Regions from separate parts of the Homo sapiens genome. Here all the other regions are linked to region 1. Evidence: read pairs that join two places in POLR2A ChIA-PET (ENCODE). Cell type or tissue: HepG2. All regions are shown on one strand.

Region 1 (2,500 bases):
GCACTTAGTATGTGCCTGATATTTAGTAATTGCTCAATATATGGTATTATGATTTTGTATTTGCCAACAGTAATCAGTCTTAAGTTCCCCTTGAGTAATTATAATCATTATTTGTTTTAAAAATGATGTATCAAGAATTTATATCTGTGTTTATGCAGATGAAGCAACTCAGTAAATATTTGCTGAGTGAATACATGACTTTCTTCAATGTGGATTTTTTTAAAAAGGTACTTTGTTACCCAGCAAATGCTCCACATTTAAAAAAATATTTTCATAGAGGCTGGGCTGTTTCAGCCTTCCAGCACTTTGGGAGGCTGAGACAGGAGGATTGCTTGAGGCCAGGAGTTTGAGAACAGTCTGGGTAACATAGGGAGGCCCTGTCCCTACAAAAAAATTTTTGAAAAATTAACTGGGCATGGTGGTGCATGCCTGTAGTTCCAGCTACTCAGGAGGCTGAGATGGGAGGACTGCTTGAGCCCAGGAGGTAGAGGCTGCATTGAGCTGTGATTGCACCACTGCACTCCAGCCTGGGTGACAGAGAGAGAGAGACCCTGTCTCAAAAAAAAAAAAAACAAAAAAAAAAAAAACATAGGATAGTTATCAATCAAGGCATATCTACATAAGCTGCCAATGATTATTTCACCACAAAACTTCAAACAAAGACATGCTTATCTGTTCTTTGTTCAAGGACTTTAGCCTAAGATAGTTCTTTAGCCACAACATAATTATCTTTATACAATACTTTCCCTTGCAAACAATTTCAAAACAGCAGACTGCTTGCTGTAGGGACTTCTCTTACTGCTTAAGAAATTCATCAGAAAAGTAGCCATTCAACAATTGTGGAGACTATTTAAAAATGTTTTTCACCAAAAAACACGGTAAAGGAACATTTTGAGAGTAAAGTTAGTTTTCCATAAAATAAAAACAAACATGTCAATTTTCTGTGAGATAGATCACACTAAAAAATAAAAGTCCACAGATTATTCCTGAATCTTATTGCACCCTCTGTTTTACCTTTCATCACCACAAGAACTAACAGCAGCTGAAAGAGTAGAATTGCACAACCAATTGTGTACATAAATGCTAACAAATAGTGAAATAGCCAAAGGGTAAACCCCGGAAAGAAGAGGTATCAGAGACGTGGCTAGTACACATATTAAGCAACTATACCCTGGAATGTTGATGATAATTTATTGTTTAAGGAGGCTCTTTCATGAGTCTGACAAAGATGACACTAACACTGCACTGCTGTTTATCTGGTCTTACTCACTGATGGAGCTCAAGGTCTTTTTCCACATGCTTGAGAAGTTGGAAGCAGACACTACCATTTTTTTTTGGAAGAGGAAGAAGGGAAGAAAGGCGAGAAGTTAGAGGTATCTCAGTGTTTGCAGGTTACAGCAGAAGATGCTGGCAGCAGATTTCGTTAGCTGAAGCAGTTTGGTGTTTGACTCAGCTTGCTGTGCGAAGCGCCCTGTAGACGCTGCTCCACTTATAGACCTTCTCAGGAGGTTTTCTCTTGACGGGTAGATCCCCAGGAGACTCCCAAATCACGCCATTTTGCCTCTCCTTTTGCCTGGAAAAGTCCTCATCCTCTTCTCACCTTGGGGACCTTCTGTTTTTTTCAGAGCCGCTCAAACATCACTTCCTCCATAAAGCCTTCCTTCGCCCGGTACACCTCCGTGCACCCCCATGTGCTAGCATGGCTGGTTTCCAGGCGCTGGTCATATATTGTAGGTGTGTCAACCAGCATTCGTCTCATTGTATTGCAATCAGAGGTTTCCATGTCATTCTTCCACTACACTACTGGGCAGGGCTAATGCTGGCTTCCTGTTTATATGTTCACCATACAGCATATAACTTGGCAGACGGGAAGCCCAAATTTAACATAAAATAATTGAATATAGATGGAAATTAAGAAGTCTTTATTTGCATCTTGATGATGTAATTGTTTTATAAGAAAGCTTAAGTACATGGTCTTTTAGGAAATTCTAAACCTGAATACTGATGGAGAGATTAAAAAATTAATTTTAAAGTGAAAAGTACTAATTATAGTGGCATTATTATTAGGTGCTTCTTGAAGAAAAATTCTGAATTCCAAAAGTTAAAGAAATATGGGGTTAAGCAAAATTAAAAATAACATATTTGAACTCTAGATTTTACCAGAGCCTGGTAGATATGTGTATTTTATTTTCTTACCTAAATCCTAAATTCTTCTAGGGGAAGGAGATTTTTACTTCTATTTTCCAACAAGTAGGCACAGTGCTTGATACACAGTTAATGTTCAGTAAATGTCTACTTGACATCACACACACACACACACACACACACACACACACACACACTTCACCACACATCTTGAGAATCATCAGGAAGCCTAGCATTATTTTTGGCTAGGGTACGCATAAAAAGACATCAGCTTTTCATTGAATACCAATATATAGTTAATTCATGAGTAAGAGAAGTGTCATGGTCTGTGAATGGTTTGGGGTCTGTGCTCTCA
Region 2 (2,500 bases), 720 kb after region 1:
AAAAGTATAATCTACTTGGTGGATTTTATTCAATGTGAAGTATATACATGAAGAACTTTTCATTATGTTCCAATAAATATTTAAGGCTGTCATTTGAAGATTTAAAAAATCAGTAAATGCATAAACATTTCTATGCTTGCCAAAATCTCTTTCACAGCTCTGCTAAGCACCATGGTTACTGACATGAACAAGTTAATGTTGGGTATTTTAAAGATCCAAGTAGTGCAAAATCAGCCAGTCTGTCACACTGGTAATTTACCATGAAATCAATAATTACTTTTGTTTTGTTGGGGGTAAATGGAAATAGAAAAACAAACAGAAGAAAATTCAGCAATGGAAAGATTCTAAGATGAAAAAGCAATAACTAGTTTGCTGCCATCTATGATACAGCCATACCTATAGGTTTTCAACATACTTACTTAAACAATGGAGTTCCACAAACAACACATTTATATATTCCAGGATCTTTGTGATGTGTGTATTCTCCTTCAAAGGCACTGATAAATAAACAGATCATTTAAAAAATTAAAGTTAGCATTATTTCTTACAGAATGTATTTGCTTAAAATATATTTCTCTAATAAATCTTTCAAGGGCTTTTTGTACTAGAATGAAAACAAACCAAACATATGGAAATCTGAACTTTACTAATATATTTCAAATCTATATAATAAAATGTGCATATAACTACTCCAAACTAGTGCAAGTTACATAAAAAAATCAAGCCATCTAGTTATGTAATGCTTAGAAAAAGATTTTTTTCTATTAAAAAAAAAAGCCTGTAGTTTAGATTCACAGAAAGAACATTACATAAGATTTTGCTACTTTACAGTGTGCAAGAGTATATACCAGAAAATGCAGAAGGGTCCAAGACTTCAAGTGGAAGGAGTCTTATTTTTTGGTTTGAAAAGGAATATTGCAGCTTTAAGGGAATATTTTTCTAAGTTAACAATCTTAAAGGCTAGGAGGTCATTCAGCTAATACAAATCAGCTGTGCTAGCCCAACAAAAAGTCTATGTGCTCTGCAGCTTGTTTTTATTATCCTTTCACCCTCTTTATGAGGTCCAAATTTTTTATAAACAGAATTTTTAAGAATGACCTAATCTCTGGTTGTTTGTGTGCATTAAATCATTTTGCTAGTCATGTACACAACAGAACGGATAGAAATCCTCGCAAGCTGAGACTGAAGTCCACTGCTAGCTCATTGTATGCTAAGGTTGGACTTCGTCAGAGATTCAACATTTGGTAAATTCAGTAAACAGTAGATACTGTGACAGGAAGAGAGTGTTGCCTGTTAACAGGGATCCCATGTGTAGTAGAGAGCTCTTTCAGTTCATGAATGAAAACAAGAAGTTACATCATTAATAAATTTGGATCAGAGGTAAGCTACGGTCTTACGCCAAGCTCCATGGTATAAATTAGACAACAAAGTCGTCGGACCTTGGCAAGTTACCTTTGAGCTGGAATCAGCTGAGAGAGGCTTTATTCACTAAAAACAGTCTTGGAAGTGAACAAACTCTTTTTTCAGGACTTAGGGCGAACTTCCAAGGACCAAAGCCATGTGAGGGCAGTTATTGAAAATTTTTGACATTCCAACCACAAATGAGCCAATAAATACTTTCTCCACATGTGCTTCAAAAAGAAATTGGAGTTGGGTAGAAAAGAACTAAATTATGCTACCTTCTTTTTGCAGCCAAAACGTCTATACTTACAATGGCCACCTTCAAAATTTCAGCATCCTGGCATAGTGCCAAGTCCCTCATGGTTTTGCTTACTGTGATGTCTTCCCAAAAAATGTACCTAAATCGCTGTTACTTCCACACATTTTGTAGTAAACTAAAAACAGGCCCTTAACAAAAGCTTTGTGACTTTATATCAGATATGCAGTATTCATTAAATGGAGAAAAGAACAAATAAAACTTAGTCTTAACCTAAACAACACCATTTTAACCTTTTCAAGGATACTAATTCATAGACTTTAGCAAGTAAGTATAGAATGCTTTAAATTAATTGGCAAGGAAAAGCACTGCAGAGGGCAGGGGGAGAAGAAATCTAGCTCTTAATGACTTTTTATTAAAGCTCACCTTACCTTTCGGTCCCTTTCTCCTGAGTGACATGGTACTGCAGGGGTGTTAGCCGCTTCCTCAGTTCCTGCTGGGAAAAGACCACCTTACAGTTCTTTTTATCCCTACACGACCCTGAAAAGAGAGAGGATATGGGAGAAGAAGCCTTTTTAGCTTGAATCCTAAATAATTGCTTTGGCTGACCGCCACAGCACAGCTTCTGCAGTCACTTGTCAATGACCAGACCAGTCTCTAATGCACTGGAAATGCTTACCTGAACTGCAGCTGATTATTTCTCTACGTTTAAAATGAATGTTTCTTAAGATTCAGATGATTCCACTGGAGCAGTGACAATATGCTACAGCCAGTCTCTAGCATGTGATACTAAAAATTCACTGATCATTCACAAGGTACATGCTTTATAACTCCCAGTATCCT
Region 3 (2,500 bases), 120 kb after region 1:
AGATGCCTAATCAGCAATTTGTATGCTAAAAATACCGTGTACATTTGGACACATCTGGATATATTGATACGCACACAAACACACACACACACACACACACACACACACACACACACAAACATCTATAAACTTAGCTCCTGGGTTCCATTCTTGTTGCCCTTGATAAGTAGAGCAGTTATAAGTATATAAAGGATATTTATGTGTGTGAAAATCTCTTAAGTCTTTCAACATTTGATTGCTTTACATAGTTGTGAGATGATGGTTTCGGGAGGGGGTAAAGAAGGAAGTTCCAAAATGTGAATGGTATTTAAATCTCTTAAATTTTTTTCTTCAAAGGAAGAGAAAAAGAATGAAATTATGTTTTCCCTCTTCAACAAGATGGCTTGCAGAATGGCTGTGGGCAGAAAAATAACTTAAAAGAATATAAAGACCCAGTGACTTGAGTCCCTTTCATGAAATATGTGGGTTAAAAAAAATCCAATAACCATAAAACAACCTTTTCTTTGATGCTGAACAAAAAACAAGCTTGAAATTTAGTGCTGCTGAGCAAATGAATGAAAAATACAGATGTCTTTTACCTTCAGCTCAACGCAGATTTGCCATCTGAACAGCTCCATGCTTAATTTAACTCTTTGTATGACTGATCATATCAAAGCATTTAGTTAACAGCAAAGGTTTAAATTGAAACTTAAAAATATACATTTTTTCCTTCCTTTTTTCCTGTCTTAGTGAATTAGAAAGTTCAGCTGCACCATATCCCTTTTCTTGTCCTCCCTGAATTACAAAACTTTAACACATAAAAGCAAAATATGTATGTCTTTTCCTGGTATCGTAATCTAGTCTGATTTTAAAAATTAAGATATCGATTGTTTTATTTAAAATGTAGGACCTTGATGCTATTTTAATTTTCCAAAGTCAGCTCGTAATACCAATTTCCCCAAAGGTCAAAAACAATATATTAAGGAAATACCACCTGCTACTTAGAGCTTGCACAGGAAATTTGCATTTCCACTTTGTAATGCATTATTTAGGGGGAGGAAATGACAGCCTGCTTCATTATCCCAAGGCGCAGAATCCCAATAGCTGCAAAGCAGCAGACAAAAAGCAAAAGAGGCCGGTGTCCATTTTCCCACCAAATATCATGGAAATTACAAATTCAGTAGGAGAAGCCAAAAAGCATGTGTTGAAAAATGCCAAGCTCCCCGCAAACTCTCTCTTCTGTCCCCATGAAAGCCAGGCTTGCCTGCCAGCCCACTTGAGTTGGGCTAGTTCCACAGAGGGGCAGGTACGGGCCCTGGGCACATTTTTCAATCTTTTGTAAATAGTCCCTGAAGGATTAAGGTGGTGGTCATGGCCGTACCCTTTAACCTGCCTCAAAGAGTGAGGGAGAGCTCATGGAGCTTGCCTGTCCAAAGTTCAATAGACCCTTTCTAAAGTTTTATTTACACACCAAACAAGGTTGAAGATAGATTACTTCCTACTGTCTAGCTCACAGGAAAGAAGCATTCTGTTCAGATATAATATATACATTAAGAAACAAAGGAGTTGCTAAAAGCTTCTCCTCTTGTAAGCATTCAACTATACTGGGGCTTACAATATATTCTACTCTGAAATAGGCAGCTTTTCTTGAGTGTATCATCTCTGTCCTCTTTCTTCTCATCTTTTTCTATCTTTCATGGTTTCCCCCCTCTACAGTTCTTACTTCTGTATATAAAAACCTCTATTCCTCGCCACATATCCCATACTTAATATGTGTGACTATTAAAGCCATCTGTCTTGACACATTACAAAAATGCATTCAACTTATCAGTGATTTTATCTCGGTAAGGGCAAACAACCAGTTTATCCAATTGTTTTTCCCCAGTGAGTCAACTGAATATCCTCTTTAAAATGAGGTATTTTCAGTTGAATTTAGTTTAAAATTGAGTAGAAATGAGCATTCACCAAAGTGTTTCGTGTAAGGTGCTTCCTGTGCTTGAAGAGTTGGTGTAAGGTTTTGTCATCTACCTGTGTAAATTAGCTCCTTAAATATACATCTCTTTATAGATGAGATCACCTCTCAAGTGCCCTTCTAGCTTAAGAATTCTGGGATTCGGGGTTTAGGGATAGGTCTTCTGCAATCTAAACACTCCCTTTTTAAATTTGCAGATTTCTAAAATATATATATGATATATATTACATATATACATACATATGTATGTATATAAATATCTAATACATATATACATAGGTCTCTTTAGACATATCAAGTCGATACTTTTTTTTCAATTTTTTAAAACAAGTAAGTGTTTAAAATTAGGATTACTTCCTTTTATCTTCAAAGAGGAAAGGTTTTTACATTTTATAGTCATAATGCACTAAGAACAAACAAAACAAAACTCCGCTTTAAAAATCAAGTATGGGAAGGCTGCAACACTGAACTATAGAGTATGGAAAACATGAGGAAGTCTTGTTACTCAGAGAAATGGTTTGACAAACTTTGGCCAGAGAACAGTCCTCA
Region 4 (2,500 bases), 120 kb after region 1:
TCTCTTCAGAAAGTTGTGATCCCTTCCTGGAGCCTGGTATGGCCGTGGATGGTAGCTCACAGGATTAAGTTTCAGAAAATAGGCTTGGTTTTTCTACCATGAAGGGAATAAATTCAGTTCCTATAAGTGTAGCAATTAATGGGCACCCATGGCCATCCCACTATGAGGGGAAAGGGGCCATTTTGTAAAAAAACAATCCAGGGCTGGAACTCAGTTTGAAAATGGTGTTAAGTTGTGCGTTTAAAATGAGTGATAAAACTCCCGTGTGTTGAAAGAAGGCCATGAAACACTGCAACTCCTCCTTGCTTTGCAAAAGAGTAACATCCACGCCATTCACCTAGGAGTCTCCAATGATATACCCTCCTCCCATTACACTTAAGTGGCAAAAAGACCCCTGATTACTGCATGGTAACAGTGATCAACATGGTCACGCAGAAAAGCACTTTTTTTTTCCTTTCCTGGAATGAACAGCGTGCTGCTTCTGGAACTGGAGGCTGCATTTCTGTCACCCAAACCTCTCTCAGAGCTGTGTGTGTTGTGAGACAGCTGAATGTCTCACTGAATGTTTCCTGTGACAATGAGGGTGCTTCAGAGCTTCCCACTGCTGCCACAACCTTTCCTTTGTGATCTTCATGGTTAATGAGACTGTAAACCAGCATCCAAATCAGCATTTGCTGATTGAAAGCAGGTTTAAAGGGCGAAAGAAAATGGTAGTGGTTTAATGATTAAACAACTTTTTACTGCTAAACATTTAAGTTGTTTTAATGTCTAAATCAATACACTTGCAGGATGCAAACTGCAATTAGGTGGAAACAGAACTTCACACTCTTGCAGTTAGAGAAAAACTTGCTACTATCACTTTAAGTGTCAAACTTGTGAACTGGCCTTGAAAGCCTCTCCTCTGCCTCCCTCTCCCCACCTCCGAGGCATTAATTCTATAGAGACGAAGTTAAACACTTAATTTGCAAAACTACTGAGAAGTAAATTTCTTGTTCCAAGGTAACTGGAGTAATTGCCAAATGCAGATAAATCCTCCCCCTGAGTAGGAAGCCCCACACTGTTTTGAAAACAATTCCTAGACTTTGCCCCTGTTGAAGCTGATTGAATGCTCAACCACAAGACTCCACTGTTGTTATCTCTCGCTTACTGCTTTTAGGGGCGGAGTTAACACTTTTCAAAAATCCGAGCTTCCCTAATAAATACAGGGATTTAGTGAAGATTTTGATTGTCTGGGGTTGGCATTCCTGAGGACAGAATAATTTATTTTGCTCTAAGCAGGTGTGTTATGAGAACAGAGGCTATGTTGATAAGAGATCCCTGGGAGCTGGTAATATATTATCTTCTGTAATTTCTTCCAAAAATAGACTTAATGGAAAGAGGATGCATAATATACCCCCTCTCAAAGGAAGCGTTCCCCAATACAACAGAAGCAGTCATTCTAAAAACAGCTTTATGGCTCTGCAGTCAATAGCTCTATTTTCTCCCCTTTCACAACTTCCTTCCTTCTGCTATGTAAGAACTTATGTGAGGGCACACACACATTCACGTGTCAGTGCACACAACTGAAAATGCCCGAGATCCGCATTCTCTCAAAGATCTGCAAGATCATCGAAAACTTAATGATCGCTTGACATGACTTAACCTGATTAATTGATAGTGCTTTTCATTTTATTTCATTTTTTACTCCAACTCTGATCATGTACAACCATGAATTAACCTTGCATTTAATTCAGTTCAGGGAGCAATTTCCAAATGCCTACTATGTTTGAAGTGCCGTATTAGACACAAAGATATACAGGAAACGATGTTCACAAAATATAGGCTGTAAGCAGAACACTTCCCCAAAGAAAAAGATGGCACCAAGAGCAGAATCGGAACTCTGGTGTCCAAATTGCTCCTAATTAAACGCCTAAGCTGCAAGTCAGGTTACTTGGTCAGGCTAAGTTCTTGGAACTAAAAATTGCCTAAGATGTTTTCCTTAGCTACTTCACAAACTAGAAGTTCCTCCTGCTCAGGACCACCCAAATGCTTATTAGAAATTGTCCAAAAGTCAATTTTTTTCAAATTTGGGACACGTTTGAGCGAACAAAAGATATGAAGAATAGTTAGAGTCACACCTGGTGGCAAAAACTTATAACCTAAAATGTAGCATCTTTACTTTAGAAATTGTAGAAAAGATACTTTTGAGCTACTCAAAATTAATTGAGTTTTTTTATTTATAAAAATATTTTAACAATTCAGAAAGGAATTTCACATTTGAGGAATACCAGGGTTTAATAAAAGACAGTAGATGGAAACTTTTAAGGAGGGTCTGCTTGGAAGCTTCTGGGCATTTTCAAGGGCTGGAAATTTCTTTATTCTGTTAAATTTTACCTCAGAACATATGGTTTCTCTCTTCTCTGATAGTTTTATTGCCAGCCCCACTCTAGAAATATGACAGAACGGCAGAAGAGGGATGGAAGAAAATAGGAAGACCTGTTCTGAAAGGCTGGGAGAGAGT

What was found. Peaks named below come from ENCODE experiments on the same cell type or tissue, not always from the same donor. Only the 100,000 strongest peaks of a DNase experiment are listed, where the experiment ranks them.
Region 2: POLR2A ChIA-PET joins it to region 1 with 8 read pairs; 1 of 35 experiments calls an interaction of 5 or more read pairs at or near these places.
Region 3: POLR2A ChIA-PET joins it to region 1 with 8 read pairs; 3 of 35 experiments call an interaction of 5 or more read pairs at or near these places.
Region 4: POLR2A ChIA-PET joins it to region 1 with 5 read pairs; 3 of 35 experiments call an interaction of 5 or more read pairs at or near these places.

The regions. Positions count from the first base shown.
Region 1 is chr12:66,047,885-66,050,384 of GRCh38, reverse strand. No RefSeq gene overlaps it. Among named protein-coding and RNA genes, the nearest start is that of LINC02425, 18 kb to the right of the region's middle. In HepG2, no CTCF peak of the experiment used is centred here; DNase peaks (open chromatin) are centred at 204, 684 and 1,184.
Region 2 is chr12:65,326,523-65,329,022 of GRCh38, reverse strand. MSRB3 (methionine sulfoxide reductase B3) reads right to left here. Exons shown (of 7, transcript NM_001031679.3): 3 at 2,089-2,197; 4 at 420-497. Among named protein-coding and RNA genes, the nearest start is that of MSRB3, 49 kb to the right of the region's middle. In HepG2, no CTCF peak of the experiment used is centred here; a DNase peak (open chromatin) is centred at 1,222; H3K4me3 peaks cover 866 bases.
Region 3 is chr12:65,929,169-65,931,668 of GRCh38, reverse strand. All of the region lies in intron 3 of HMGA2 (high mobility group AT-hook 2), which reads right to left. Among named protein-coding and RNA genes, the nearest start is that of HMGA2-AS2, 18 kb to the left of the region's middle. RefSeq lists a cis regulatory region at 1,406-1,419 and an enhancer at 1,340-1,484. In HepG2, no CTCF peak of the experiment used is centred here; a DNase peak (open chromatin) is centred at 1,378.
Region 4 is chr12:65,924,852-65,927,351 of GRCh38, reverse strand. All of the region lies in intron 3 of HMGA2 (high mobility group AT-hook 2), which reads right to left. Among named protein-coding and RNA genes, the nearest start is that of HMGA2-AS2, 23 kb to the left of the region's middle. RefSeq lists an enhancer at 416-926. In HepG2, no CTCF peak of the experiment used is centred here; DNase peaks (open chromatin) are centred at 601 and 1,101; H3K4me3 peaks cover 553 bases.